4 separate regions of the Mus musculus genome follow, and regions 2, 3 and 4 are each linked to region 1. The links are chromatin loops, found by intact Hi-C in ENCODE. Cell type or tissue: left cerebral cortex. All regions are shown on one strand.

Evidence for each region. A loop is a pair of places that touch in the nucleus more often than their neighbours do. Peaks named below come from ENCODE experiments on the same cell type or tissue, not always from the same donor. Only the 100,000 strongest peaks of a DNase experiment are listed, where the experiment ranks them.
Region 2: it touches region 1 in a loop (2.5-fold over the local background); 3 of 42 quality-filtered maps call a loop at or near these places.
Region 3: a loop joins it to region 1, with 2.4 times the contacts of the local background. A loop is called at or near these places in 2 of 42 quality-filtered maps.
Region 4: a loop joins it to region 1, with 3 times the contacts of the local background. A loop is called at or near these places in 3 of 42 quality-filtered maps.

What each region holds. Positions count from the first base shown.
Region 1 is chr13:12,009,121-12,017,120 of GRCm38, forward strand. The region is part of intron 1 of Ryr2 (ryanodine receptor 2, cardiac); the gene reads right to left. Among named protein-coding and RNA genes, the nearest start is that of Ryr2, 94 kb to the right of the region's middle. In left cerebral cortex, a CTCF peak has its summit at 3,357 (motif pointing right); DNase peaks (open chromatin) are centred at 1,926, 4,415 and 5,077; H3K27ac peaks cover 3,415 bases.
Region 2 is chr13:12,096,573-12,104,572 of GRCm38, forward strand. All of the region lies in intron 1 of Ryr2 (ryanodine receptor 2, cardiac), which reads right to left. Among named protein-coding and RNA genes, the nearest start is that of Ryr2, 6.4 kb to the right of the region's middle. In left cerebral cortex, CTCF peaks have their summits at 4,424 and 7,960; DNase peaks (open chromatin) are centred at 1,332 and 1,518; H3K4me3 peaks cover 1,368 bases; H3K27ac peaks cover 897 bases.
Region 3 is chr13:11,887,353-11,895,352 of GRCm38, forward strand. It overlaps Ryr2 (ryanodine receptor 2, cardiac), which reads right to left. Exons shown (of 105, transcript NM_023868.2): 5 at 3,482-3,496. Among named protein-coding and RNA genes, the nearest start is that of Ryr2, 220 kb to the right of the region's middle. In left cerebral cortex, no CTCF peak of the experiment used is centred here; DNase peaks (open chromatin) are centred at 4,045 and 4,610; H3K27ac peaks cover 1,297 bases.
Region 4 is chr13:12,161,151-12,169,150 of GRCm38, forward strand. No RefSeq gene overlaps it. Among named protein-coding and RNA genes, the nearest start is that of Gm10336, 21 kb to the right of the region's middle. In left cerebral cortex, no CTCF peak of the experiment used is centred here; DNase peaks (open chromatin) are centred at 4,711, 5,510 and 6,323; H3K27ac peaks cover 1,578 bases.

The sequences.
Region 1 (8,000 bases):
ATTTTAGATAAACACAAAACTATGAGCCTCTGGTGTCTGGGTATTATAAATTTGCATATTCAAGTGTTATGCATGAGCTCATGATTCATTAGGCAGCTATACATTATTAACAAGGCTGAAGCTCTGCAATCAGAGACAACTACTGCTCAGGATGGCATAACTAATCTAGAGAATAAATCTCCAAAGACTGAAAACAGAAAACCTTAGCTAGCACCCAGGTCCTTATCCTTCCTTGATCAATGTGAATAAACCAGATCCTGAGCATCTCAGATCCCTTCACCCTTCTCGGTGCTTTGAAGATGCTACTTAGTTCTGATCTTGTGCCACTGCTGGAATATTTATAAAGAGCCTCGTCCTGGAGTCGCTCCTGAATATTGAATACAAATTAAGAGTCCCCCAACTCTGCTGACTGCTGTGTGACACAGAAGTGGGAAGTGCATGTGAGAGCCTCAGCTCTCAAAGGAGGCCTCAAGGAAAAGCAGAGGATTAAGGATACCTCTCTGAGGTATCACAGGAAGAGCAGAGGGACCGAGAGAGTGAACAGTGGGATCTGGGAAGTCTCCGTACAGAAAATGGCATCCCAGGCCCAGATTCCCTAGGGAGAACCTGGCAGAATGAAAAGCAGCTATGGGAGTTGGGAGGTAGGATTCATAAACACCTGAAACAAAACTTCTCTATCGCTCCCCTTTCCCAAGGTACACAGGGAACATCATGAGGAGTGGGTGAGATTATCAGAGCCAGAGGTTGAGCAGGACTCCTGGGAAATCTTCTGACATGATAGGACCACTGTATGTACAGACTCCCAGTAGCTGTGGTGGCCTGCACAAGGCCTACAAGAGAACAAGCCAGTCAGAATTCCACATGGGTAGGGAAAGGGCTCATGAGACCCCCTACCCTGCCAATTGATAGCTGCTGAGGGAGGGAGAGAGTCAACTTCATTCAGGAGTATAATGCTTGGTAGATTGCCTGTGCTCCCATAGATAGTCCTATACCTTGGCATGAGCCATAACAGCCTATACCTATTCCCATGAGCATATTGGCATCACAAAGTAGATTAAGTATATTATTTTTAATATATAAACTTGTAAAAGGAATGGGGGGTGTAGCAGAGAAGACTCTGAGGGAGGGATTTGGGGACGAATACAATCAAAGTGTATTACATAGGGCTAGGCATGCAGGTATACACCTTTAATCTCAGTACTTAGGAGACAGAGACAGTTGGATTGCTGAGAGCTCCAGGCCAGAGAGGGCTGCAGAGGAAGACCCTGTCTCAGAAGCAAGACAAACAAAAAGCCTTGTACACGTGTATGAAACTCTTAAGAAATAAATAGAAATATATTTTAAAATGGATGAAAATGTAATAGGAAGTGAGCCCACATTAGGGAGAATGAATGAGTGTGAAGATGTCGGACACTGAAGAAATCAGATCAACCATGGCACCTAAGCCAGGCCTCACCAGCATCCATAGAGGTCATCTGTTTCCCTAGCACTGATCTGAGGACGGATTAAGACTGAAGATACTTCAACCCCCAAGCCACTGTTAGTATAAATACCCGCCTCTGCAACTCCATTAAATACTTCTGCTAGATGCTGAGCTAGATGGGATGAGGAGAAGTAAAACTTTTTTAAAAACTTTCATGACATGGAATAATCAGGAATCTGCGGAGCTGTTTTTCTCTCAAGTAAGCTACTTTATTTAAGTAACTTCATCTTTTATCACCAAGGACAAACTCTTTCTTAATGTTTCTATCCTGTAGTTCAACAGCTCCAGCAGGGCAGTTAAAATCAGGCATAAGATTTTCTTTTCATGTCCATGTGCAGACAGACATTCACAGTGACACTGTGCACACACTTATCTCCCCACCCACCTATGTGGAAATCTGCTACACCAGGAAGAAGAGGAATCAGACCGCATGAAAGGATGCCACTGACCCAGCTCTCCCAGAGGCCCTTCTAAGGCTATGCATGCATCCCCTGTGGTCTCCTCCGGGCTAATGAAGTGGCTAAATGCTTTCCCTGTTGATGAACAAGGGCATCATCGAGGTTTTCATTCCCTTGTGATGTAGCAAGAGGAGGCACCAACTGGAATGGCTGAGGGTTGATTGATTCAGAAGAGCTCTGCTCTCATGACTGAATGGTGGATTCCTGGGTTAGTGAGGGAGATATATTGTCATAAAAGCAAGCTTTCTCTGTCTCTCCATGTAGACTTTCTACAATACCACGAACCAGAAGAAATGTACTTACCACATGCAAGAAGTGAACACCATGTTTTAAACATCTTTTCTTCATAAATTACCTGATCAGGTGTTCAGTTATCATAACAGGAAGCAGGCAAATCAGGCTGGGGGTGCAGTTTTATAAAGTTACACAGATAATGCTGGACCTCAGATCCACTGTCTTCTGTTCCAAACCCAATGGAGGGGTTAGCTATGAAGCACAACATGCCCAAAGCTTGGAGCACAGTCTTCAATTCAGATCTATGCCCATCACTGTTTGGACAAGAAAAGCTGCAGATAGGAGAACAGTTCTACCAAGCCATCTGGTTCCACATTAGTCTCTCTGCCCCCTACCCCTTTTTACAACTGAAAAGTCAGAGCAATTATTCCTTAATACTAATGGCGGTGGTGGTGATGATGGTAACAACATTCACAAAGTAACTGTGGGCATCAGTGGGCTATACCATGACCATAATGATCAACAATGAACCAGAGTTCATATTGCAAGCTTTTGCTGGGATCCTTCTAGATATATGTTCCACCATTTCACATCCTGAGTATTTGAACAAAACCATCCACCACCCTGAACCCGATGCATGGCATCAGACAAATGATTCTATCAGCAACAGCAAAGCCGGGCTCCATGTATTAACTCTTCCATCACCCACAACCTCAGAGACCACAGTCTTCTTTTGTAGCATAAGAGACCACAGTTCCTAATCTTTCTACTATCAGACATACATTGAGGGGGGAGGGGGGGAGAGGAATAGAATCAGAATCTGCAGAAGTATGCAAGCACCAATGATTCAGACACATTTGTGGAGTGGGTAGGAATATCCTTGCTGTTGGCAATTTGTCTTTCCTCTCCTAATGAAATCATGCTCTCTGCCCTACTGTGTGACCCTGGAGATGTGAGCTTCCTCTCTAAAACCCAAAATGAAAACAGGCGGTGAAAAACAAAGGTAACCGTTTTAAAGCTTGCATCCTTCTGCCTGCCTGTGCAGTGGTCTACATCCATCTTGTAGGCTCTAGAAATGACATGTTGATATTTTTCCAGGGTGGCAACAGGTTTTCACACTGTTCCTGTGATAAGTATTATGATTTGAATGAGAAATGTCCCCACGGGCACCTGCTTCTGAACATTTGTTCTCCACTTGGTGGCGCTATTTGGAAGGTTGTGGGATCTTTGGGAGGTGGGGCCTAACTGGAAAAAGTGAAGTGAATTTACAACCCAGGCCTTGCTTGCTGACAAGCCCTGGCAGTTTCCTGATACACCAAGATGTAACCTACAAGCTCCCAGGACTACAGGCCAAACCCTAGCCTCCATGCCTCCCCCGCTATGATTGACGTATCCCCTTAAACCAAATAAACCTCTCCTCATTTGAGTTGCTTCTGTCCAGTATTTGTTCACATCAACATAAAAATGACATGATGAGAGAAAGATGTCTTCCAGGACCTAGGACTGAGAGGCACAGAAAGATCCCCCTTCCCCAGCAGCAAACAAAATCCAAAGCCTAGAGAAAGAGCTCACTAATTAAATCTACCTTTTATGACTGCACATTGAGGACCTGGTTAAAGGGAAAGTGTTCTTCCTAACAGAAAGAATTAAGTTGTAATTTAATTATGCCCACATACTACTGGTGAGAGGGGCCATCGTTGAAGGCAGGCACTCCAATTAATTTGCCACTCTCGTTCAAAACTTTTAAGTATTTTTAAAGGCACAGCCAAGGAGACTGCTTAGCAAACAGTAACTATCAGATATACACAGCAACATCTAGTAAACACATAATAAGAAGTGCAAACTCCCTTTCAGAACACTGTTTCTCCAAAACAATATAAAATTTATTCAGGAAATAATTAGCCCTCCCAAGTATTAAAGTAATAAACACTATAGCAAAAAAAAAAAAGAGTAACTGATTTTCTAACACACACAGAGACACATAGAGATATAGACACACACACAGAGAGAGACATACACAGACACACACAAGCACATGAACAGGCATACATGCACATACACATTCTTGCTTTTGGACTCTTGGGAACCAAGCAGAGAAAGCCACGGGGAGCAAAGGAACTGTAGGTAATTGCAGAGCACCATAACCCCCCACATGTTTGGGAAGCAAACAGACACATTACTCAGTGTGCGGTACAAGACTCTGACGCTTCAGGACATGAGCACACGGATCTACTGCAGCCCATCTGGAAGCATTATACTGTATCATATAAGCATCCTGGTGAAACCAGAGGGAGTAGCAAGGCCCAGAGGAGAGAGTCTCAGAGATCCCCACATGTCCTCACTTAACACTTGATATCTTGATAGTGTACAACATGGCTAACTGTCAAACTCTCAACATAAGGTTGCCTTGGGCACCAAGACAGGAGTTCTAGCAAACTGTAAGGGGAGTGAGCAATGGGAAGGGGGACAATAAATCATTGCTCTGCCAATTGGAGAACTCTGGAGGGGCCCACCATGCATTCTAGGAAGCCGTAATGCACTGGCGATGTGCTCAGTTGGTAGAGAGCTTGCCTCGCATGCACCAGGGTTCAATCCTCAGTTCTCCATGAACATGGTGGAGGTGAGGACGCAGTCTAGCAGTGATGGGTTTTCAGAGATGGGCAATAAACAGGGTTTGAAATAAGGTCTCCTGTCTCCAGAGAGCTCAGTGTCTGTGTTACTCCTTGGCAAGGACTGTGTGGCATCATTCATGCTGCTGCTGACATTTCAAAGCCAAGTATTTTAAGACCTCTTCTGCACGGAGGAAGAACTGATGTTCAAGAAAAACCTGACCATCTGCCTCCATCTCCTCTGTACCACAATCAATACCTTCTGGAACCTCCAGGAATGAAAGCTACTCAGAACACAGATGGAGAATCAATGGTGTCGTGCACACACCTCCACCAGCTCTCCGCCCCCACTGCCACACGGCCCTCCGCCTACGAGGAATCTGCTCTCCAGAACCACTGCCGAGCACAGCCAGGCTAGGTCTGCATCCTTTGCTTCCTCCTGCAGCTCCACAGCACGGGCCTGACACAGTCTCTATGCCTCTTAGAAACATTGCTTGGTTTGCTAGCTTAGAACTCACTAAGTAGCCCGGGCAGGCCTTGAACTTGTAATTCTCTTGCTTCTGTCTCCCAAATTGCTAGAATTACAGGCAGGTGCCAACTCAACTGTCCAAATCTCTGCATCCCTGAGTGACTTGAAACTGTAATTTCAAATTCCAGGGGGGCGGGGAGAGAGAGAGAGAGAGAGAGAGAGAGAGAGAGAGAGAACTTTTATTTTTATATGCATGATATTTTTACCTGCATATATATCTGGGTACCACATGCACCTTCAGTGCTCTCAGAGGACAGAATAGGGTGTCAGATCTCAGAGATTATATGTATAGGGAATTGTGAGCCATTGTATAGATGTTGGGAATTGACCCTGGGTTCTTCAGAGGAGCCCCTAGTGCTCTTAACCACAGAGCCATCTCTACAACCCCTCCAAGTTCTATTTTGAAAATACCCATTATTGCTGGAACTTTCTATGTGTGTGACTGTCACATTATATACCCAGAACAAAACTCAGCTGAGGCTGTAGCTCGGTGGTACCAGTGAGGAGTATGGTACAGAATAAAGGTTCAACCCCTAACACCGCAAATGGCAAAATCAATTGCTGTCAGAGACAGATGCCCATGGCCAAGCATGGTTCCTGATGACCACTCCTTAGTCAGCTGCGCTGCTCTTCCTGACTGACCAGGGAACTGTTGTATGTATTAAGTATTATAAATACATATGCAATTATAAAATAAATGCATACAAAAAAAGTAAGTTGTTTTTCATAGCAAAAGAAAGGTCTATACCTGTTAAGAGAGCCTACTGATGGGATAACAAAAACCTTAGAAATGTTGCAGTCACTACCAAGGACCTAAGATGGCAAATAAAAACAAAATAAAATGAAAATATGATGGTGGTGAAGGGAGGTTTCCTCCATCTATGGAAGTAGCCTCCTTGTTTCCCAATGTTCTGCACCACAGGAAAGCATCCTAACAAACATGTGTTTCCTGTAAAGATTTTTTTTTCTAAAAGACAAGATATTACAATGTCATCCAGGCCATCCTTGAACTCATGACCCTCAGGCTTCAGTCTCCTGTGTGCTGAGAGTATAGACACACTTCCCATGTCTAATTTATTAAAAGGGTTGCTAATGATATTATGAAGGCGATGTTAAATGAATGGCATATTCTTGTAAAGAACAAAGTTGCTTCTGTTAATTTCGCTATATTTTCTCATTGCTCACAGGTCCTCTCTTAGCTGGACTGTGTGGCTAGGACCCAGAGGGCTTAACTGCCAGGCTACCACCCTCAAGTTCTTATCCATAACCCACCTCCTCCCTCATCCCAACACCACAGCTGGTGAAGGAGCTGCCCAAGCCTGGTGGTCTGAGGTCAGCCCCAGGCACCCAAGATGGAAGGGGAGAACTGAGTCATGCAAGTTGTCCTGTCACTTCCACGTGTGCACTGTGACATGTGTGAGCTCACCACATACACATCTGACACACAGAAATACACAAATGTTTAAAAAAGAGAAGTACTTTGGCTATTTTTTTTTTGAGGATTGAATCTTACCATCCAGAATAATGAATGTATACAGCAATCACTCAATACATGAATAAACGATTTAAAACAGTATCTAATCCGTAGCCACATCAGTATTGAGCTGCTAATCTCAGAGACATGCATGCACATATCATTTTATGCCATGTGGAATCGCTAGAAAAGCTGAATGCTTTGGCAGGATGCATGTTCACCAAACTGCACATTGTGCCTGGAACCTACTCAGGTACAAATGGGACCCAAAGCATTCCTAAAGGTCGGGGAGGAATCACTTACTTTACCACTGTTTACTTCAAATGTCACAAGTCTATTATGCATCTACCAAAGTGAAAGTGCAAATCTAGTCATGTTTCCTATCCAGTAGGAAATTAAAACACACTTCACCCAGGAAAATGGCACTCACACACCAGAGCCTAAGCTTGTACATCCAAGACAAAAGTGAAATGACCTTTCATTGTCTGAGTGGAAAAATAAATTAGAATCCAATGAGACAACACTTAGAAAATGATAAATTCACCTTCACTCTAACTAAAATAAAATTTAATAGCGTCTTAACATGTTATACAATCAGAGGCGTCACATTCTGTCACCACCCAAAGTAAAGAGAAGTCAGTAGGACCTATCCACGGAAAGTTTTCTACCAACCCACAGATGAAAAGACAACTTGAGACATTTAAGCAACTTTGTTCCTATGTGGCTGGTTAAGAAAATAACACAAGAGCAGAGTTGATAACCCTAGTTCTCACAGGTCTCCTTGGAAGTGAAGACCCCAAAGCCCCTTGTGAATTTAAATCAATATTCCAAACAACCAAAGGAGAACTCTCCCATTGCTCTCAGATCCCATGGCATGGCAGAGCACTCAAGAGAGAAGATAGCCTGACTAGCTCTACTCTCCTTACTCACAAGCAAAGTTAGCAGAGGTAGAAAGCAGAGTGTTTCTTGGTGGCAAAATGTTCACCCAGCAAGCACAGGGCAGAGGACCTGATCCCTAGCATAAGGAAACAAAACAAAAAACCAAAAAAAAAAACAAAAACAAAACAAAACAAAACAAAAAAACAAAAACAAAAACAAAACTTCATTGCATATCCTTAGTACCAGGTACCCTCTCCAGCCAGGCGCTATTGGCTTGTTCTGGCCCTTTGAACCAAGGCTATTGCAACTATAATCTAAAAATTTTAAGTTACAA
Region 2 (8,000 bases), 87 kb after region 1:
ATAAATTTAAAATCCCTGGCCTTGGTCTCAAGGTTCCCTGCCTTCTGCAATTGCCATGATTCATGCCATCACTTTGTCTATTTCCCAAACATGCCCCCTTTGTGTCCTCTGCCTGTTCCATCAGGGCTCTGCCAAGGAATGAGCGGGCACACTTGTGGGATAAACTGGAAACAGTCTAATGAAAGGATCACTTGCCAAGAAATGGGCTGGAAGCAAGGGACAGAAGCAAACAGGGGATGGGTCATGTCGTGATCAGCAACCACTTTCCTAAGCTGCAAGGGGGTGGGGGTGGGGGTGGGGGTGGGGGGAGAGAAGCTGTGTCCCCAGCACCCACTGGCAGAAGTCTGAAGGACACAGAGGAGAGCATGATGAGAAAGTATTCCTGGGGAGAAGGAAGCCAACAAGATACCACCACAGCCCTTGTTCACATTCTCCTCCCCGGTCCTTTACTCTCCTCACCCAAACTTACCACGTCCCACCCCTTTAGAGATACCCTGGTGATATGAAACATCACTTCACTAATGAGGCCACAAGATGACTCAAACAAACACAAAATGAGCTCATGACCAGGGCTTCACCTCTTTGATGAAAGGACTAAGATGGTGTCACAGCAGCTCGAAAGGAGAGCTTTAAAAGCATGTGACTCCATAAGTCCACCAAGTAACCGATGCTCTCCACAAGCACAAGGTCACCAGACGGCAACAGCACCCCCAAACACAGTCTGCAGCTTCTAGGATGAGGAGGTGAAAGTGCAAGAGGTACCAGGTCGGCCAGACCCACAGTGCATCTCCCAGACACAGTCTGAGTTTCCAGAACCATAACTACAACTTCCAGGGGTTTTAAACCACTCAAAGGCCAATGAAAGGCAGAGAGAGCACTAAGGGATGAGTGGAGCTGAGAGCACAGTCATCACTCCTTCCTATGTATACACGTCAGGCTTCCACGAGTTTCTAGGCAGAGAAAGGGATGAGGATAGAGAACAGACAGGAAAGAAAGGAGAGAAGAGGGGAAATGAAGAGATGGAAAGAGGAGGAGGGAGGGGCGAGGAAGAGGGAGGGGTGAGGAGGAGGTAGGAGAGGGGTGAGGAAGAGGAAGAAGAGATGAGAGGAGGAGGGAGGGGTGAGGAGGAGAGAGGAGAGATGAGAGGAAGAAGGAGGGGTGAGGAGGAGGGAAGAGAGATGAGAGGAGGAGGGAGGAGAGATGAGAGGAGGAGGGAGGAGAGATGAGAGGAGAAGGGAGGGGTGAGGAGGAAGGAAGATTTGGCATCTGGAAGAACCTAGCTCACCAACATCACTCACTCATAAATTGCCCTTGAGCAAGTCAGCTCAGCCTCTGCAGCTCAGTTTCCTGAGGTGTAGACCTGCAATTAACAATTTTGTAGACTAAATGAATTGTTCCAGGAATCAGATGAATTATGGCTCTCATGTCTGAGCAGAATAAATGGATCCAAAAATCTTTGTCCTTCCATTTCCCTTCGTGGTAAAATTGTAGAGTTGGATCAGGATCCCTGAAGCTCGTTTTCAGCAGCCTGAAAATTCTTTGGTATAGAAAATTCTTCAGCTTCCCCCACAAAGTCTCAGATGGCACACAGGGGATCAGGTCCCTCTCTCCCCACCAGCCTTTTCAGTTGTAGCATCTGTTCCCAGTCTCCATTCCAATGTTCTACAAAGAAAAACATTTGATTTCCCCTTCTTCTTTACCCCACCCAAGAGAAACAGTCCAGACTCTGAAGGGAAGGATAATGGCAGAGATATCTGTGTCTAAGCACGGGGTACCATGTAGTACACATGGCGGGCAGGCAGCCAGAACATCATGCATGATAAACAGCACAGCACAGTCATCTCTTCACCTTCACACATCTGCTGTCCTCTTCTGTGGAAGACGGACTCAATGGAACAGCTTCTGCAGGCTGCCTTGGGTGACTCGGTCCCTCACAACTAGAACAAGAGGTCCACACTCAAGAATGGCCCCCATCTGCAGAAAACAACACTGCTCTGGAGTGTCCCCAAGAGGACAGCAGTGTGACTGGGCACTCACAGTTCTCTGACAGTCACTAAAGACATTTAATGGCAGCTTTCTATTGTCTGTGACTCAAGATGAAATCCTCTCCAGACATTCCCATGAACCAGCATACTAGCACTTGGGAGCCAGTCATAATGCCCAGTGGTGGCATTATCCTCAGTGACACATGTAAAAGTGTCCTCTCTCTCCTATGAGAGAGAGGCTCCCTCTGTGTTGTCATGTTTAATGTGAACTACAACATGCTTTTACTGCCCCTAGCTCCATCTGGTCAAGATCAAGGCCATGTTCACCACTTCTGTCCCTGATGAAAGCACACAGGTTACAGTCCTCACAAGAAGAGCTTATGGCTCCCACTTGTATGTACAAGATCCAATTGTCCCACCATTCCTACACTGCATGGCCCATGTCTTCCCATAGTGCCATGGCCCTTCATAGGTACCTGACAAAATGCAATGAACAAAGCATGCTTTAAGTACCTGCTTCCTGCATTTGGCGACTTTGATATTACTGAAACTCAATTACCTGATACAAACAGCTTAAGAGAGTCTCTGCCCATTGTGGCAAGGTGGCAGAAGATAGTCTCATCATGACAGATGAAGAAACAGAGACTAGCAGAAACCAGGCTAAGCTGCAGTCTCAAAGGGACCCACTTCTGCCAAAAAGCCCATGTGCTGAAGGTTCCACTCCCCAAACAGCACCACTATGTAAGGAACACATTCAAAGCATGAGCTTGTAAGATTTCATAGTCAAGTCATAGGACCACTGAGTTAAAGGACCTAGCATTTTGCAAGAAATCACCCATCTCTGTGTGGACCGTCCAGCCTTATCTCAAAGAGTCAGAGCAAGTCGACCAACATCGAACAAGGGTCCTACTGTGTGGTGGACATTCTCACCAAATGTTAAGTCATGTGAAATATGCACTTTTGATGGCATGGAGGAGACTTCTAAAGAAAGAGAGAAGGACTTAGGCAGGAGGACCTGGGCTTGACTTCCCAGCACCGGGTGTGGTGTTGTGTATTTGTAATCCCACTGCTGCAGAGACAGAGATAGGAAGATCCCCGGAGCTTGTTGGCTAACCAACTTAGGTTAATCAGCAAGCCCCAGGTTCCAGTGAGAGACTCTGTCTCAGTAAACAAAGTGAATGGCTCCTGAAGACTAACACCTGAGGCTAAGCTCTGGCCTAGACACACACACACACACACACACACACACACACACTCATGTACATGTAACCACATATATATGTATACAGGCCTACAGGAAATAAAACAGGCAATAACATCCGGTGGGGGTTGCCATAAAACATCGGCAGCCCCTGACTGAGCACACACCAGACTGGTGGGCCGGCATTCCTCTAGGCTGAGACTGTCTGTGAGACCAGAAGAACTTCCATCAATGTCTAGAATGATTCAGATGTGTCTTCAGGGTACCCTGGATGTCCTCAAAGGAGCACATGGACACTGTGTGTTCTCAACCCTGACACCTCTGGCCCTGCCACTCTCAGAATGGTATTCCCTCATGCCATGCTTGCGTCCTCTGGCCTCATCTCACCCACCAGACTTCCTAGGCCATTGTCTCTACAGGGATATCACCTCTACTAGAGCACACATCTAAGTGATTCTCACACTGGAGGGAGGGGTCTATTGCCTATTTGCCCTGATAATGTAATTGCCATAGACTTCCCTCAAACCTGTCCTTTATAGCTAATATGTTAACCGGGGAAATTAATATTAATGTTAACCCGACACAGCCCCATTCTTCCCATAGAACATTAGATAAGTGGGAAAAAAATGTATATAACAGATTCGGGGGTGAGGGAACATCAGAGAGTGAACTTAAGTTAGCTGGAGTGATTTCAGAAAAGCCTGTGGAGGACAGAGACAGTAAACCAAAGTGTGAGAAGGCAGAGCATAAAAGCTCGTGCCTGAAGGGGAAAAGTGAGCCTTGGAGGACTCGGACTCTTAACTGAGGTGTGGGGAGGAAACCCTCACCAAATGGCAAGGAGGACTCAAAGCGGTGTGTTTGTCAGGGGTAATGAAGGCTGGAATGCAAGGTGCTGGTTCTCTGGTCTTTTATGCTCCTTTCTAATTCATGTTGGAATCCCAGCCCTCAAAGTGATGGTATCAATAGGTGGGGCTGTCAGAAGGAAATTAGACGGACTCCCTTGCATGTAAGATCGGTGCCCTTAATGTAAGGAGCACACAGAGACCCCTTCCAGCTCTGGCCCTCAGGACTGAACGAAGTTGTGATTTTTCATCCCCACCAAGATCCCAGATTTTGAGACACACATAAAAGTATGAAGGCAGAAGAGGCACAGAAGAAGCAGAACAAAATCTTTGGGGATAACAAAGTGAGCCCCAAAAGCACACTCAAAAACCATAGAATAGCCCAGCAGGGTGTGCCCTGCTTCCATGATCACATGAAGTAGCTTCACAACAGAGGATCAGGTGAGCACCTTCCTAATGAGTTTCAGGGGAGCATCAGAAGAGGGGAGGGGAGGTTTGGGAAGCAGGGGTTCCCAGGTGTCCAGGAGAGGCGAAGACAAGGAGCAGACGCCACATTTGGCGGAGTGAGGCTGTAAAATGGGGCATCAGGGTCAAACCAAAGAGGGAGGGATGAACAGATGACAAGAAAACCAGAGATGCGGAGAGGGACAAGCAGCAAAGAACAGAGCCGGCTCCCGACCAGGATTCAGGATGTATGCAGACTGTGGCTCAGAAAGGAAGCGGGGGACTGTTCTTTCTGAAACAGGCGGGAAGGACAAGGGGTAGAAATGGGAAGGGATACAGACAAGGTCAAGATAAGGACAGAAAGAACTCCAGGCAGATGTGTGGACCTCGAGCAAGGCTTCGATTTCATTCTCTATATGACTGGAGGAGGAGGGCAGAGGCTCAACCTACCTGAGACTAAAGGGAGGCGGTCTACGTGCTGTTTTTCTCTTTGATTAGTCAGTCAGCCTTGAAATCTTTTACAGTTATAATAAAAGGGAAGCCTTTCTCTGCTTATTGCAAATGTTTCTTCAACACCCAAGATCATGGCATACATGCAGAAGGTGCCTAGCAAACAAGCTACTACATCACCAGAACTTCCCCCTGAGTCTCAGGGGGCAGATGGATGCCTTATCGCCCCTCTCTCCCATTCAGACACTATCTGCAGCCACTCAGGTGGCCCTGGCTATCATCTGTCTTTAGGTAATTCAGTCTTGACTCACATATTAAAAGTTATCAAAGGCCAAAGCACAAATAAGGCAGGATGTCAAATAAATTAATGTTCTGGGTAGTTTAGATCCTGCCCTTCTTGCAAAATGTACACACTGACTTCTAAGTGATTCGGCTTTTGGTTTTCTTTTAAAATCTAATGACGTGTCCTGGACTCTGAGGAAGGGGGTCCATCAGTTCCTTGAGAAAGTGCAATTGGTGTACTTTGATCTCAAGCTATCTGTAGTTTCAAGACCAAGAAAGCAAATGCCCACCGCTGGCTAGATCCTCTCCGTTGACACTCCTGGAGTCAAAGGAAAAGCTTGGGGTTCCTGTCCGCTGCGAGGTACTGTTTTCATGCTAGCGATCTTCCTGACCTCTACAAAGCACTGTGAGCCATTGCCACCACCAGCCCTCGCCGTGCTCATCGCTGACCTTAAAGGTTTCTTTTTACCGCTATGAACTGATTGGCAATTCCTAAGATGCTCTTTGTCACTCAGGAGCAAGATGGACGAGCAGGGAAGGGAATCCTCCCAGGAAGAGCTCCTCCGGCAAAGGTTTCCAGCCTTCCTAATAGAACGATCCCTGCAGCCAGGACCCAAACTTAAAGTCTCTTTGTGTGCTTAATACTAACCATATGACCCAGTGTGTGACCAGAGTAGTTCAGCTATACTTACAATGATGAAAAGCAAAACAAACAAACAAACAAAGCAAAGGACTGAAAACATAACCCCTAGCAAGGCCATTTAATAACGCATATATTCTTAAGTTGAAGGCGTATCTTAATAGCACCTGTGAAATTGTACAAGATTGCTTGAGGAAAAAAAGCGTTAGGCTGGCAATGAATGGCTCCGCAGGTAACTGTACTTTCTGCCAAGCCTGGCGACCTGAGTTCAATTCCCGAGATCCACATGATAAGAAGAGAGAATTAACCTCTGCAAATTTTTCCTTGATCACCACTAGAACACCAGAGAGTACGTATGTATGCATGCGAGCATGTGCGCATGCTCACTTACACACACACACACACACACACACACGCACACGCACACACTCGCACGCACACGCACGCACATGCACACGCACACAGACACGCGCACATGCACACACCAAATAAATAAATAAATAAAGCTTTAAGAAAAACAAATAATCTATGTTTTTAAATACCAAATTACAGTTCATTGCTATGTTGGCAAGCTCATAAAAGTTGTTAAGATAAAAGAAGCCATGGCATCTCAAATCATGCATGTGTCTGGACATGGTGGGCAAATTCATTAGGTGCTAAAGGTTTATTTTATGATACGATGATTCATCTGTCTCAAGGGCTAGGCACACCTGAAGCATTTTCTCAGCCCCTGCAAATATAAACAGATCAGAGGGAGCCTGTCTCCATCTGGTAGGGAAGCCACCTATCACCTGCTGGGAAGGAATCTTGGCAGACAACAAAACCAGCAATAAAGAAAAAGAGAACTGGACGGATGTTAGGCTGACAGTGACAAAACCCTCAAAATGAAGGCATCCCTGATAGAAACAGAGAAGACACAACTCACGCAAAGGCTCCATTAAAGATGTCACCTCTATGTCCCTTAGCAACCATCTCAGACCTCTCTCAGAAAGGAAAAGGGGAGGAGCTGTGGATGGTAGAGATGCTTCAGTGTGCTGGAACGCAGAATCCAAGCCCAATTGACATGATAATGATCAGGGTATGCTAATCAGTTGTGTAAATGCCTGGTGCACAGCACAGCCACAATATCCCCATGACTGATTTTTTTTTTTAATGTACAACAGCTCTGTCTATTACTCTCAGAAAGATTTCAGTTACAATTAGTATGTCAAAATATGCAGTCTTAATGCTCCTTGGTACATGTGCCTTTAAAAAAAAACAAAATGAGGAGCTGGGATGTGCTTAGCACACACAAAGCCCTGCATTCATTCTTTCAGCACTGTATCAACCCGTTGTGAACACACGCCTGTGATCCCAGCACTCAGGAGAGAGAAGCAGAGGAATCAATAGGTCAAGGATAGCCTTAGCTACAAAGCAAGTTCAAAGCCAGTCTGGAATTTTTTTTTTAATTAAAAAGAAAAGGAAAAAAAAAAAAGAAACCAGGTATGGTGAGTCCTATAATCTCAGCCCTCTGAAGAGTGAGACAGGATCTCCAGGAATTCTATGTCATTCATCCTATGCCACATATTCCATAGCACCCTATGTTCACAGGCTATCAAGTGTGAACAAAAATAAATAAACACAAAATGAAATAACTCACAATGACACTTTCACATTTTAAAAATTGTCCCCGGGGGTGGGGAGGGGTGAAGATAATAAAGCGATGGCACGCTTGCCTTTGCTAACCTCATTAATATCACTGAACCATCAACATACTCAGGTTAAAGAATAAAATGGGAAGGACCCAGGGCAGCAGACGGGGGAGCTGGAGAAAGACTTGAGAATTATCGTTTTAGAATCACAAGCTCAGAAAAAGAAGCCTTCCTTTCAGATATGAATGGCACACACACACACACACACACACACACACACACACACACCCTTCTTCACAATGCTACTCCTTCAAGGTCATTTATCATCAGTACAACAACCTACCAATGTTTTATTAAAAGAAGAATCTCAGCCTAGGACTGCCAGACCTTACCCAAGCCCCACTTATCAAAGGTGTCGCTCTGGCTGACAGGCAGCTGCTAAGTGGCACTGAGTTAACATGACTTTATATGTGGAAAGAAAAAAAAAAAAAAAACCCTACAGGCAGGCACAGTACCTCAGTCCCC
Region 3 (8,000 bases), 120 kb before region 1:
TTGGCTCGTTAATCTGTCTTTTATATTATTGATAATTGCAGCCATTAAATTCACTAACTATATAATGTTTAAACATTTTGAAGATGGCTGTAATACGTCACTTTAGAAGTTGTGTGAGAAGAAACCAGGATGTACATGGAAGTTTTTCTCTGTGGAACTCTCTACTAGCCTAATTCCAAACTGTCATTATATGAGATTTTGTAAAAAAAAAAAAAAAAAAAAGAAAGAAAGAAAAGAAAAGAAAAGAAAAGAAAAGAGAGAGAAAGAGAGACATCAGAACTGCAGAGTAGCTCAGTGGTAGCGTGGTAAGGACTGCTACCACATGAAAGCCCTGGGCGTGATTCTGAGGGAGGAGGGGAGAGAAGAAGAAGCAGGGAAGGCGATCAGAGTGGAGAGGAAGGATGGGAGGAAGAGAAGTAAGGAACAGGGAAAGAAGGTGGTGAAGAGAGCAAAGGGAGGAGATGGGGAGGGGCAGGAAATCCTATTCAATAAAACTTCTATAGCACTTGGGGGCTGTCACGTGTCATGTGACTTTACAAATCCTGTGATACAGGACAACGGCCTCAGCAACAGATGATACACAGCAAGGAGAATCTGTGGTAAGATTTCTCTCACAGTGTCTAGATATTTAAGTGGAGAAGCTTTTAAGTATAAGTACAAATATTAAACATCTGGAACGGAGAAAAATTAGTTGTTTCACAGAGAAAAAAATTTCAGAGAAATGTCTCTATGTCCATCTTTCCCTGTTACCTAAGAATGGCTGAAGGTAAAGATGAGTAGCACCCAGCACACAGGGGCATCAAGGCCAGGTGAGGTGTGACATTTCTAGACATCTGTGGGTTCTAGCTACCAGGAATCCTCTGACAGTCCTACAACCCCATGAAAATATCAAGAGTGATCCTCACAACATGAAATATGGTTTGTCCAACCCAGCCAAACACTGAGCATGTAATAACCTGATAGTGAAGGGCTGGCCTCTCACTTTTGCTGGTGTGGAGACCACAAGTCTCCTGAACAAACTACCAGGCTTTAGACAGCACCGCCACATGACCCTCACCACCAGCAATCACAAACAGGCATTCATCTGGCTGAAAAAATAGGAACTGATCATGTTCAGCAATCTCTTCCTACTAAGTGACTCCAACTGTTCTAATTGCATGCATGTGGCCTGCTTCCTGAGACACTAAACTTGCCTCACTATCCAATGTCTCACACTTAACAGAAATCAGAGCACAGTTCTATCATTGAGGCATAACACCTGGAGTGAACTAGTTGACCTCATTTTTCTATCTGCACAGTTTTTTATGAATCAGCTCCTTCAAAGGAGCTATGAACAGATTTGGTTGATTACTGTATGCCCCTGAGGATACAGCATTGTTTAAGGGCTGAGGTAAGCAGTAAATGATTCAATGAAAATAGTAAATGCATATTCAGCAAAAAAAACAATCTGAATTGTCAACCCAAGTTCACTGTTAATTAATATCTGCAAGGAAATGGCATATATTCATATTTTGTGCTTATCATATCTCTACAACCCAAACACTTGTCATGATATATGTAATAAAGCACATAGCATTCTTTGCTTATCATTTAAACTAATGTTTTCTTCTGAAAAATAAGAGCTGAGTTACATGAATTTTCGAAAATGCCTCACATCTTTGATGAGCAGTGGCTTCAAAGAAATAAATCTGGGCTCTGTTGTCTGATGTACAGTGTCAGGTTCTTTACTATTGGTTAATAGGGCTAACCTGGGAAAAGCCACAATGCTCTGGGGTTCGCAATGGGCATGAAAGCCTTAACTAACTCAGTCAATGAATGGGCAAGAGGAATATATTTCATTTATTTCCTTTTCAATCTATAGCCAAGTTTCCATTCACATTTCTAGAAGTTTCTGTCTTTCAGAACGATTTCTTTCCAGGTATAGGTTGTATTAAGCCTTTACTAACTGAATACAAATAAATGTCTTTATTGCTTATGAGGTTTTACAATAAAACATCAAGCTTCTTGAATATTATATGATAATGTGGCTGAAACCACAAAAGCATTTTCCACTTCATTTCCTCTTGCAGTATCCAACATCTTCCTTCAGGGCACTACCCTGGGCTTACCCTCCTAATGTCTCTCTTGAAGAGCCTCTACTTTTCTACTTTAGTTGGGAAATAAAATAGGCCTGAATTATTTTCATTTCTAGAACAAATGTAGTGGTGGGTGCCTGTAGTTTGAATGAGAAGTGTCTCTAGGCTAGGGTATTTGATCACTTGGTCCCCTGTTGGAAGAGGTTTCAACGGTACACCCAGAGGAAGTATGTCACTTGAGGCAAGCTTGGAGAGCGTATAGCTTCATTGTGTTTCCAGCTAATTCTCTACTTCATGCTTATGGTTGAGATATGATCTCCCAAGTCTCTGCTCCTGCCACCATGCCTGCCACTTGCTTGTCATGCTTCCTCACCCCATCTCACCTCCATCCCCCTGGCCATGATGGAGCCATAAGCTAAAATGAACTCTCTTTTGCATGTCTTCCCTCAGTGATGGACTCTAACCCTCTGGAACCATAAGCTAAAATGAACTCTCTGTCTCTCTGTCTCTCTGTCTCTCTGTCTCTCTGTCTCTCTCTGTCTCTCTCTCTCTGTCTCTCTGTCTCTCTGTCTCCCTCTCTGTCTCTCTGTCTCTCTCTCTCTGTCTCTCTCTCTCTCTCTCTCTGTCTCTCTCTCCCTCCCTCCCTCCCTCTTTCTTTCTCTTGTAAATTGGTCACAGGGTTTTATCACAGCAACAGAAAAGTAACCAATATGGAATTTCTTCTAATTTCCCAATGTAAGTTCCTACTAGATTCACACAAGTGTCCTCCAAAGGCAAAGAGCCAGCATCCCTACAAAGGGAGCATTCTAATCAGGTAAGAATAAAAAGAAGAAATCCCTAAAGGTGACTAAAAGGAACCTGGTGCTCTATAACCCCAAGATGTCAAAAGTTGTTTCAGTTATAAAATCAAAACAGGTGATTTACATTTAAATGTTTACTATTTTATTTCATTTAAAAATTTTAAAGGAAGGCTATTATGGACCCAAACATAAATAAAATTCATATAACCATCTTAACTTATGAAATATCACATATATTAAAACTACCTTAAAACTTATGGGATATTGCCTATGACAATACATAAAAAATAATAATACAGGTGTGCATGATAGTGCATGCCTTTAATCATAGCACTCAGTAGGCAGAGGCAAGAAGATCTCAGGGTTTAAGCCATCTTGGTCTACAAAGTGAGTTCCAGGATATCCAGGGCTACATAGAAAAACTCTGTCTCAACAACAACTACAACAACAAACCAACAAAACAAAACAAAATGTAGGAGTATTTCATATACACACACTAAGACACATGAATTATCACAAATACCCAAACTAAGACATGTGACCCATCACATATACCCACACTAAGACAGAAACTGTAACATATACAACAGAGGATCAGAGCCTCACCTTCATCATGAACTTCTGTGGAAACATAAGGAAAAGAGAGAAAATTATTAAATACAGATCATTTCAAGGACTTAGATTTTAAAATGACATATTTATCAAGACTGCATTGTTCTAATTGGAGCTATGCCAACAATAAGCAGAAAATTCACACTGCTGTTGCAACAAAACTTATATTCAACTACATGCTAGAAAAAAACGCTATAGCAAGCAAAGTCTTTCAAAAGGAATCTTTACATTAGTTCAGCTGTTTTCTGTGAAAACATGCCACACTACTGAAAGCCCTGACAATGTACAACATCCAAGCACTGAGAAGGCAGTATAATCTTCCATTTATTCTCTGAAAATGCTTAAATAAAAAACCCTTCATTCCATCTCTTTTGGTGTAAATGCAGTGATACAAGACAACTCCTCTAATTTTAGTAAAGCTGGCAGTTAAGAAGAGCCTGGTTAGGAGAATCTGAAACATGGAGCCCTGCGTCCTTCATGCCAGGAACAGGAAGCAGGCTGTTAGATGCTGCCTATGATGGGAGATGCATTTCAAAAAGAGGCACGCAAAATATTTCTCCTTTTCTTGCAACAGGGCTCCTCTCGCATACTCTTTCAGAGCTTTTTCCCCTTCTGAGCACATTACACATGCATCTTTCCTTGTTTTCACCAGATGTCCTCCAGTTTCCTGGATTCGTTTCTGGGAGGGCATACAGATGATAAACATTCAAGAAGAGGGAAACTGTTTGACTTCCAAACTTAGAGCTGAAGTAAGTTCTTATGAACAGATCTAAAACATATTAAGAAATATAGACATATTTCCATATCCCCAAGAGACAATCAAGGGAACATTTTTGTAAATATTAGCTATTTCTCTGAACCACACATAAACAGAAATGTGTGTATAAATAAATGGAAATTCCTCTCTGAGTGATGTCTTTCATTTTCAATATTATGAGTCCAAGGGAAATCTTTAAAGAATTTTCACTCTTTCCTGGCTCTCCTTTCCCACTGTGATTAGGGCTGCTCTGAGCTGTCACCAAAAGAGCTTACTGCAGGCAGCAGCAGGTAAGGCAGGCAGAGAACCATAATAGGTCCAAGTGGAAGGATAAGTGATGGCGGTATGCCCAGCTCTGAACAGTTATACACCTGCCTCCAGAGTTCAGGACACATGGTGGTGAGGCAGGAGACACAAAGAGCGTAAGAGCTGGGGGATGAGGAGCTATGAAACACAAAGATGTCTTCTGGACATGGCACGGTCATTATACTCAACCTGCCCAGAGCTGTGCAGCTCTGCACAAGACCTGCATAGGATTGGCTCCATCAACATTTCATTCTGGATAGGGAGGGATCCATGAGGCCCCACCCCTCCCTGAAGGAATACTGATGACAGTCAATGATTTGGGGGAGGGTGTCATTTTATTCAGTAGTGTAGCCACTGGGTAAGTTGCCCTTCATCCATTAAATAACCTTCTACCCCTGCTTAGTCAAGCAAATCTAATTAAACCCTGTGGACTACACACAAAGGTAGTGTGTGTGTGTGTGTGTGTGTGTGTGTGTGTGTGTGTGTGTGTGTGTAAATATACATGTAATGTACATATGTATCTGTAGACATATGTAATATATACATATGTGTATATATGTGTGTGTGTATATGTGTATACCACTTAGTCCCCTGTTGGAAGAAGTTTTCCATAGATATAGGGAAAAGGTTTTCAGTAAGAAAGAAAGGTATAGGAATGGGGTAAAATTGACTTAAATGTATAAATGTACAGAACTGTCCAAGAAAACATAAAAATAATCTTTATTTTTCACTTAGAAAATAGAGGCAGATAGTTACAAAAAAAAATGTAACTGATACTAGTGGTGAATGACAGAATGAAAATTACTTTCCATGCAAAACCAAAAACTATATACCTTCATGTTATCTGACAATATTAGATGTCCTGGTTAGCCTTCATTGCCAAAGTGACACAGCCTAGGGGAGTCTTAGCGGAGAAGCCTCAGCAGAGGAATTGCCTAGGTCAGACTAGCCTGTGGGTATGTCTATGAGGGATTGTCTGGATCATTAATTTTTGCAGTAGGACAAGTCACTACTATTATTCCTAAACAAGTGGTCCTGCTGTATAAGAAACCTAGTTAAGCTTAAAAGAGTGTGAGCCAATAAGTAGCCTTCCTTATGGTTCTACCTTGACTTCCGTCAGTGATGCACTATGACCTGGAAGTATAAAACTAAGCTTTCCTCCCCAGTTGTTTTATCACAGCAATAGAGATCAAAATGGTAATATTACCCAATAAGGGGATGGGAAAATAATTTTCATGTTATTCTTGAAAGAAACAAACAAAAACATCCAACATTTTTCTTGTAGATTTTAATTGAGCTAGGTTTGGGAATTTTCCAGTTTGCTATGACCAGTTCCCTAAGTTAACTAATTTACAGTGGCAGCAAGTGTTTTGACAAGTGTCCAGCAGAGTTGCTCAGGTCTGATTGTCAGAATACACAGGTTAAATGACACCAAGAAAAGTAACAGAGTGGGAGGAAGACCTGACCGTGCAATGGAATAGAAGAGACTAAATGGAATAAAGGAAGAACAGCACACATGAACAGCACTCAGCTTTCCCGAGACAGCCAAAAGCAGGAAAGACTGGTTTTATCAAGACAACCTTCTTTTTTTCCCCCAAATCTCTTGGATAACTTGGCTTAAGTTGTAACTATAACAGGTGATTATAGCATTAAAGATATTCCAAAGTGGTCACTCATCGGCAAGAAAAAAAAGCAGAATGCATTATAACAAGAGGAATGGATGTATTAGTTTGATACCCGTCCAAACTCTACTTAAGTCTAGCAAAGACAACAGCAACCAAATCAACTAAGAAAAAGATCTTTTAAAAGTAGATGGCATGGTGGGAAAGGCAACTGAGTCAGAAAGATACTGAAAGACATACCCTCTCTCAGTGCTGAGAACATTGAGTTTATGCCTAAAATACATATAATGAAAGATAAACTGAATTAAATTCACTTGTGAAAATTTCTCTGGGCATAAACTAAAATTTCACTAGAGAGAGCATGGGCACATCGCATGGGTCCTGACCCACTTCCTGTTCTGGTAGTAGGTTTTAGATGGTGTGGAAGGACTTTCAAACTCTGGGCTAGAAAAGCCACTGAATGCTCTAAGCATGGTGAACATTTCTGTGTGAGAAAGCCAGTAAGCAACACTCCTCCATGGCCTCTCCATCAGCATCTGTCTCCAGGTTCCTACCTGCTTGAGTTCCTGCCCTCACTGTTTTTGATAATTACAGTTTTTGAACTGTGAATGAAATAAACTCTTTTTTCCCAAAGTTGCTCCTGGTCTTGGTGTTTCATTGCAGCCACAGTAACACTAACTAAGAAACTGTTTACATGGAAACACAAAGTTTTGGTTTTGGGTGTAAAACTACATGTGGCAGTCATGCACTATCTAGGGTTAATTCAGTTCCTTCAGATCTCACAGATGATGGAAAAGTTCCCTCCTGACAGAGCAAGAGCTGAGGCATGACTGCCCACACCTTCACTAACATAAAAACAGGGAGAGAAGTTCACTTAACACAGACAGAGGTGATGACATTGGACAAATGGCTGACTGAATTCTACAGAATCCCCTGTGGTCATCCAACACCATAGATCTGAGAGACTCTAGGTGGTATTCTTGGGAAACACAAATGGTTACCAGGAGAAAACCAAGTAAAATCACAATGTTTATGCTGATAGCACTTGGTTGTACACACACACACACACACACACACACACACACAATTATGTTCAGTCTTGTCCCCAATTCAAAGCCAGGAACAGTCACTCAGGGACCACATTCACTATTGTGAGAGTTAGTAGCTTAGCCTTGCTCTCTTTAACTGTTAGTAATGTAAAAGAGTGTGACGGCCATTCTTGGCTGTCAATTACACTGGGAAGTATAACCCAAAAGTGGATACACACTTGTGAGGGATTTTTGTTTAATTTGAACTAGAAAGATCCACATCTAATCTGGATCTATGAGGTAGGAAGGCATGCCTTTAATATAGATCTTATGAGCTGGGAGAACATCAATCTAACCCAGATCTTTCATTCTATTCTGGCCCATGCCTTCTGCTAGAAGTCTATATAAGATCAGCGGATATATCCAGCCTTATATACTGGGCAACTCCTGGATTCTTGGACTTTCCATTCCCAGCCAGCCATTGTTGGATTAGCTGTACTGTGGCCAGTAAGTGATGCTAGTATGTATGTATATATGTGAACATATATGTATATATATGTGTGTATATAGCTACATACATATAGGGACTGAAAGGAGGAGAGAGAGAGAAAATTGCAGTCAGGATAAAATCAAACAAACGTTAATAATTCTGGGCCACTGAGATGTCTCAGCAAGTAATGCTTGCCACCAAGCCTGACAGTTACAGGAAAGAATGGATTCTATGTCGAGATGGAGGCATTTCCTTGTCCCTCCCTTAAGTTAATTCTGTTGGGCGGGTTCCCCTAGAAAGGTGAGTTCTT
Region 4 (8,000 bases), 150 kb after region 1:
CAAACTTCTTGACCTCACTCATAGAGTCTTAGTTCCCTCATCCTGAAAAGCAAGGATTATAGTATTAAAATTGCATATGTGGTTGTTGAGGAATCTAAGTAAGATTTTGTCATTAAGTATTTACCAGCAGGGTGAAGCATTGCCCTCCATCTCTTGGCTCCCACCTGTGGTCTGACATGTGCTTTCTGCTCTGGCTGACCTGTTTCCTGGTTCGGACTGTGTCCTCTGGTCGAGTTTTCATTTCTGGGGACCAGGAATAGTCATTTGTCTTTGCTCTACAGTGGCAGAGAGCTCTGTTCCCAGTGGGTATGTGATAAGTATTGTCTTAGTTGCACTTCCCTGCTCCGCAGCAATAAGTGTCTTGGGATGAGGACTGGAGAGCCACCTCTCCATACCACCATCTGTTCTAGCTTGTTCAGGGTTCTGGATGCCAGGCAGAGCTAGCCGCTGAGAGCACACAGGCCCAGCCACACACCTAACACTCCTTCTATTAAACGAGCAGGAGAGAAATAGTCTCCACGGGATCAGGATCTACAGAATAAGTATTATTACAAAGGAGATGTATTAGATTATCTTACACAACACAATCTGTATAGTTCAACAATGGCTGCCTATGTGCTGGAGAGGCAAAGAATGAGGTAGCTCTTTGGTCCCCAAGTCCCCAAGACTGGAGGTCTCAGCAGTCCAAGCATGACACTTAAAGACTGGAGTGTTCTTGGAGAGGCAATGGTCTTCAGTTTACATTGACAAGACAAACTGATTTCAAATGGCAGCAAAGGACAGCAGCCACCATGACAACAGAGTAGATGTGCTCACCTGGAAAGATTGAAAGTGGGTTCCTCAAACCTCCTTATACCCAGGCTGCTGCCTAGAAGGTCTTTCGCACCGCTTCTTCCCCACCCTTGCCGAGTTAATCCTTCCTGGCAATACTCACCCACAGGTGTGTCTCTTAATTGATCTCAGACCCAATCAGATTGACAAACAAGGTTGATCATCGCAGGAATAACGCAAATCTGAGCTCCTGCCCCTTGCAAAGCAGAATAGAGTTAGGCATTTCCTAGAGGTAGAGAGCATGGTCAGTTTATCCCAGAGGATGCAACTTTACCCAATCCACCCTGTTCAGACTTTCTAGTTGCCCGGGAAGGATCTCCATCAAGTACTGTGGGCCACTGAGGTAGGTGCCTGATAGCAAAGGAGTTGCCTAAGAAGAGAGAGAGGTCCAGGAAGGCAGAGTTATGGAGGCAGAGGGGATGGCCGGTGTGTGTGCTGGCCCTTACTGTTTTCTCATTGGTTGTCATGGACCAGTTTTCCCTCTGTTGGTTTTAGTTTAGATTTTAGTTGTAGTAGCCCAGCCTAGCCTCAAGCTCACAGCAATCCCCCTGCAGCAGCCTATCAAGCCTATACCACTGGGCATATACACCACTCTAGCTCTTCCCTTGGCATAGCTAGGTCATATGGTATCTCTCTTCCTTTAGCTTTTTTAGAATTGACCAAAAAGAGTTCCATATTGACTGTACGAGTCTGCAGTGCAGCCAACCACAAACGAGGGTTTCCATCTCCCAACATCCTTGCCGGCACTTGCTTTCAATTTGGTTTTTTTTCCCCCCTCCTCAACTTAGACATTTAGAGTGGGGTAGGATGAAATTTCAAAATAGTTTTCATTGCCGTTTCCCTAGAAGCTAAAAATGTTGAAGACTTTTGAGGTCTTTCTTAGCTGTTTTTATATCTTCTTTTGAGAAAGAGCTGTTTAGAGTTCTTTAGCCCAGTCTTTACACTAGGCGTTTGTTTTCTTGGCTCTGTGATTTGGATTCTTTGTGTATTCTGGCTATGCATCATCCTCTCTCAGATGTACGATGGCAAAGCCTCTGCCGCACTCTTCGGGCTTCCTCTTCACTCATTTTCTTTGTTGCACAATAACATTTAGCTTTCGTCAGTTTGGCTTGTTCGTTTTTGAGGTTCGCTTATCAATCATTGGCTTTCATTCCTGAGTGAATGGAGCCCTACTTCGGAACCTTCTTTCCTGTAGCTATGTTTTGTCGAGTATGGCTGCCTGTGTTTTCTTCTGGCAATTTCAGTGTTTCAAGTTTCACTTTGTAGTCTTTGGTCCATTTGGAGTTAACTTTTTTGTTGTTGTTGTTCAGCGTGATAGATAATGGGGGTCTACATTCTTCTACATGTGGAGACCTGGCTTTCCTAGTACCATTAGTTGGAGATTTTATCTTTTCTCCAGTGTGTATTTTTTACATCCTTGCCAAATATTGGATGTGTGTGGTTACACACTCTCACATCTGGGTCTTCTATTTTGTTCCATTGATTTGCATTTCTGTACCAGGACCATGCTGTTTGTATTGCGATAGCTTTATAACACAGCTTGAAATCTGGTATGGTGATCCCTCTATCACGGTTTTTCCTAAAGACTGCTTTGATTATCCGGAGTCTTTTGTAGATCCTTCTGTGAAGACTGTTGAAAAGACTCCAGCATTCTTCTCCTCAGGTTGCTCAGCTACGTCCATTGTTGCTCTAGTTATAATAGCCAGAAAGTGGAAACAACTTAAATTTCCTTCAACTGACGAATGGATATTGATAATGTAATACATAGACACTGTGGACTATTATTCGTCATAAAGAAAAATAAAATCAAGAAAATTTGCAGGTAAAACAGATGGAACTAGAAAAGATTATAGCCAAGAAATCCAGATCCAGGAAGATAAACATCACGTGTTCCCTCTTATTGGTGGTCCCTAGCGTCCAGTGTGCCGTTGGGGGAGGAGCTTTTCAAACTAATCCTCCACTAATTGTACTAATTTTGTGCTCTCGAGTGCCAGTTCAGTATATCCGTTGTTCCTTTCATGGGGCTTTTTCCTCGGGTGCCGGGTGATTCCTTTGTACACTTTATTGGTGGACGGCTGCACTGGTTGCATTTCTACTGCGGTGTTAGAATGCCCTGACAGAGACCGTTCTGGGAGGATGAGCACAGTCCATCTTAGCAGCAGGAGCATGAGAGCAGTCTGCCAGGCAGGAAGAACACTGGTCAAGCTTCATGCCCATTCACAAGAATTGGAGAGAGAACAGGAAGTAAGGCCAGGAGATGGAGCACCAAAGCCTCCCCCAGAGATATACTTCATCCAGCTCCTAAAATGCCCACAACCTTCCCAAACAGTGCCACCATCTCAGGAGCAAGTGTTCACATACGTGAGCATATGGGAGACACCTCCCCCAAACCGCCACATACACACACACACACACACACACACACACACACACACGTGCACCTCTCCCTTCCCCTCTCTCCATCGCTATTGTTTTTTGAGACAGAATTTCGCTTTGTAGCCCTGGAACTTGCTTTGAAGACCAGGCTGACCTCAAACTCACAGAGCTCTGCCTGGGTCTGCATCCCAAGTGCTGGGATTAAAGGCGTGCACCACTGTGCCTGGCTGACAGCTCTTATTCACACTGCAGCAGTAACTCACATCCAGGCCACTCCAGAGAGGAGGAACATGTAGTGCACCTTAGTGGACATAAAAGGACAGTCCGAACCACCAGACTTGGTACTCAGGTACTTCATTCTCTGAGTATGGCTATTCACCTAAGGCCCTGCTCTCAGTCATCAGTCTCATTTAGAGACAAGGTACTGGTACAATTTGGACAGAAGATTAAAAAAACAAACAAACCCTGGTGTTTTAATGGGGGTTGGGGGAGGCAGGGCAGAGGTGCTTTTGAGACAGAGCCTCTGGTAACTCAGGCTGACCTTGAACTCCTGACCCTCCTGCTTACTGATTCCAAGTATTAAGATTACATGTATCTTACACCACTGGGGATAGAACCTGGCATCTTTAAAAAGCTAGATAGACACTGTACTACTGAGATGCCTCCCTACCCATTTTAATTTTTTATTAGTGTATATTTGGTGTACAAAAAATAGGTTCAATAGAAACATTTGTGTTCAAGAACATCATGTTCTGTGATCAGACGTATTCCCATTACCTTCTCCTACCCTCCTCCGCCCACATCCTGATTATTCCCTTCCTTTTCCTAAATAGTCCACCTTCAACTTTCATGTGTATACATACATATCACCCAGGTTCTACAGGAGAAAAAAAATTATTTGACTTTCTGAATCCAGCTTATTTGACTTAATATGATCTCCAGTTGTATATCCACTTTCCAGCAAATAGTATTTTGTTCTTGGTGACTGAATAAAACTCCATTGTGTGCATATGTATACATACACACACACACACACACACACACACATATATATATTTTATATATATATATATATATATATATATATATATATATATATACTACATACACACACATATATATTACATTTTATCTGTTCACCTAGAATAGGACCAAAGTAAACATAAATTTGCAAGAATCCCTGCGATTTGCTGACTCGAGTCTTTTGCGTATATCCCCAGGAGTGGTATAGCTGGATCAAATGGTCATTCTATTTTTAGCTTTCTGAGGAAACTCCATTCTGACTCTCTTAACAGCTGCAGTCAGTCACACTCCCCCCTGCAGTGCAGAAGGGCTCCTTCTCCCCCAGCGTCTTCTATCAGTGTTTGTTGCTGTTTGGTTGGTTAATGATAAATAAGCCTTTGGTTCTGAGGACAGTGGGCAAAACTGCAAGAAATGTTCTCTAGATCTTATGCTGGATTATATAAGAGTGGATGCTCACATTCTGGGTCTCTCTGTGCCTGAGCCAAGCTTGAATACTCTGGTACACTGCTGTCTTCTAATGTGTGTGTGTGTGTGTGTGTGCGTGTGTGTGTGTGTGTGTGTGTGTGTGTGTGTGTGTGTGTGTATGCATGCGCATGTGTCTCCTCGTAAAGGGAACGCTCTGATTCTTTAAAGAAAGAAAAAGAAAAGAGCTTCAAGGGGGAGAAGATGGTGCTCAGTTGTCAGAGTGCTTACCTTGGATACAAGAAGCTCTGGGTTTGATCCCCAGCATAAACTGGGTAGGCTGGCACACACACCTATAATCTCAGCACCCAGGAAGTAGACAGACTAGGATTTCAAGATCATCCTTGGGTGCATAGGGACTTCAAGGTCAGCCTGGTCTACACAAAATCCATCGTCTAAAAAAAATTTTTTAAACACTTTAGGAAAAAGAGACTGTTTTGTTTTGTTTTGTTTCCAGTTTGGGGGTGGGTCTGGGAGAGGGAGGAAAGGAAAAGCAGAATGAGGGGGACATCAGGAGGCCATCGGTGCTGTCCTCCCTTTAGTCTCTTTCTGGACCCATTTGCTGGCAGCCCAGTTGGCTTTTGAAAGTATCTGAGAGTTAGCAGCTAGCTCCAGTGAGAAAAGCCAATCTCTGCTCCCCCGGAGAACTCCATTAGTAATCTATTTAACCAGTGGCTTCACCTGAGAGAGGACAGACAGCAGCCCACAAGAGACCTCCCAACTCCTTAGAGAGCTCTCAGAAGCAGCTGTGTCCTGCTTCTCAGCCTTGACAACGCTTCCTACTCCTTCCGCCTACAGGATTGTTCTAGAGAAAGACATTAGTGCAGGCATTGCCTCCCCCCCACCCGAGCAACCGAATGCAGCTAGATGCCTTTGTTAACACTCTCTGCAGGTTGCGAATGTCCTGGGAACAGAAGGGGAGCAGAAATCCTGCACTCTGGGAATAACAGCAAAGCTCTCCAAAGCTGAGAGCACAAAACAGATCCCTAAGAACACGGAGAAATTCAGTATGTCTACACTCAGAAACACAAATTTACAGAACACAAACATAAATACCAAATAATCACTGGCAAAATTTTAAACCAGCAATGTAAGATGATTTTGAAAGTCTGTTTGAAGGACTCAGAATTCATTTTCCCATGAAACAAATGTTATAAATACATATAAAGAAGCCATTGGTGCATATCTAACATTGAGCCTGGAATCCACTTCAGGGAATGTGTCCCCAGAGATTAGTGCAGTGGGGGGAAAAGGAACCAAAGATAGCCAATGGCTTGCTGTTGTTAAATGCAAGAACTAATACTGATCACGCCACAGAGTAAAATATTTCAAAATTATTTAGAAAAATGAGTCGTTATGCAGATATCAAAAGTGGCCGAGGGCTGAAGAGGTGGCTCAATGGTTATGGACCTGGCTGTTCTTCCAAAGAAACCTGCTTTAAGACCCAGGACCCACGGGTCACTGTCTGCAGCTATCTTTAACTCCAGTTTTGGGACATCTGTTACCTTCTTCCGGCTTCTGAGTGCAGCAGGCACTCACACTGTGCACATACATGCAGGCAAGAATAAAAATAAATTTAGAGCTGGAGAGGCGGCTCAGCTGTTAAAAGCACGTGTTGCTCTTGCAGAGAACCCAGGTTCCGTTCCCAGCACTCACATGGTGATTCACAACCATCCATAACTCGAGTTCCAAGGAAGCCAATGCCTTTTCTGACTTTCCAAGGCACCCGCTGTGCACATAGGGCACACAGTACATGTAGGCATAGGTCGTAAAGCTAGAAAGGAAAGGGGCTGAAGAAGTAAGGGAGAGGTCCTGGAGCATGCGTAACATGGAAACAGAAAAGAGGTTAGTTAGTGTACAGGTCAGAGGTGCAGAGGGGGACTTAGACATGGAAGAAAACAGTGGGAGAAGGATCAACAAAAACAAATTATGTCATAATAAAAACTAGAATTCTGTATGCTAATGTTAAAAAATTAATTGAAAATAAAATGACCATTGTCTTGAAAAATCACAGACAAATGCATAAAGGTGTTTTCACAATTCTGCTTTTTAAATGTGTTTTTAAAAATTGTGTGTGTGTACACAAGCCAGAGCCACATGGTGGAGGTCAGAAGACAACCTGCAGGAGGAAGCAGGCAGAGAGAGAGAGAGCTAGCCTAGCTCCAGGAGGAAGCAGGCAGAGAGAGAGCTAGCCTAGCTCCAGGAGGAAGCAGGCAGAGAGAGAGCTAGCCTAGCTCCAGGAGGAAGCAGGCAGAGAGAGAGCTAGCCTAGCTCCAGGAGGAAACAGGCAGAGAGCTAGCCTAGCTCCATGGCCTTTCTATGGGCTGCCAGCAGGTGCACCCCAGATTAAAGGTGGATCTTCCTACCTCAAAGAGCTGGATTATAGTGCCAGGCAGTTATGGTGCTTGCGTTTAATCTTGGCACATGGAAAACAGCACCAAAGAAATATCTGAGTTTGCAGTCAGCCTGGTCTACAGAGTGGTTCAAGGGAGGGAGGGAGGGAAGGAAGGAAGGGAAGGAAGGGAAGGAAGGAAGGGAAGGAAGGGAAGGAAGGGAAGGAAGGAAGGAAATAAAGATCTGGGTTATAATTGGACTTCCCACTTCAAATCAGTTAATTAAGGAAAAATCGTTCACAGTTGTGCCCAGACATTTGGGTTTTAGTTCATTCCAGATGTAGCCAAGTTGATAACCAAGAGTAGCCATCACAACCTTTTACTATAAGGAGTGTCAAAGGGCAAATTACAACAATTCCCTTTCAAGATCTTAACTGGCCTTATTTTTTCACCTCCAGAAGTGGACAACACAGTATTCCACAGGACAGTGTAAGGACCACAAGGAGGCAGACAAAGATTGGAGAAATAAGAAATAAAGAACATAGTGTCTCAGTCATTTCAAAGTTACTACTCTTGTAAATCAGGGACAGAGACAGAACATTCTCTGTGTTGGGATGGTTGCTTTTCTGCTCATTTCTTTTTGGATAAGGATTAGAAAGAATGGCGTTTCATCACCATAAAAATTGAAACCAGTCCATGGGGAATTTGACTGTTCCCTCTCATTTCTTCTGACTTCTGGAAAGGTTAGATAAACAGCTTAGTTTGCTGATGTAGAACTTTAGCATGAGTGACACCATTTTTCTTTTCAGTCTCATATGTTGAGGCCCAAACAATGGTCTCCAGTAATGTTTATTTAATGGAACTATTGGGAACTGTATATCAACCATGCATTCCCATTTTATTTCATCAGTGGAACCAATATCCATGACCATTATCTAAAAAGAGATGATCGCTGGACTCTGTGCAGGTACATGC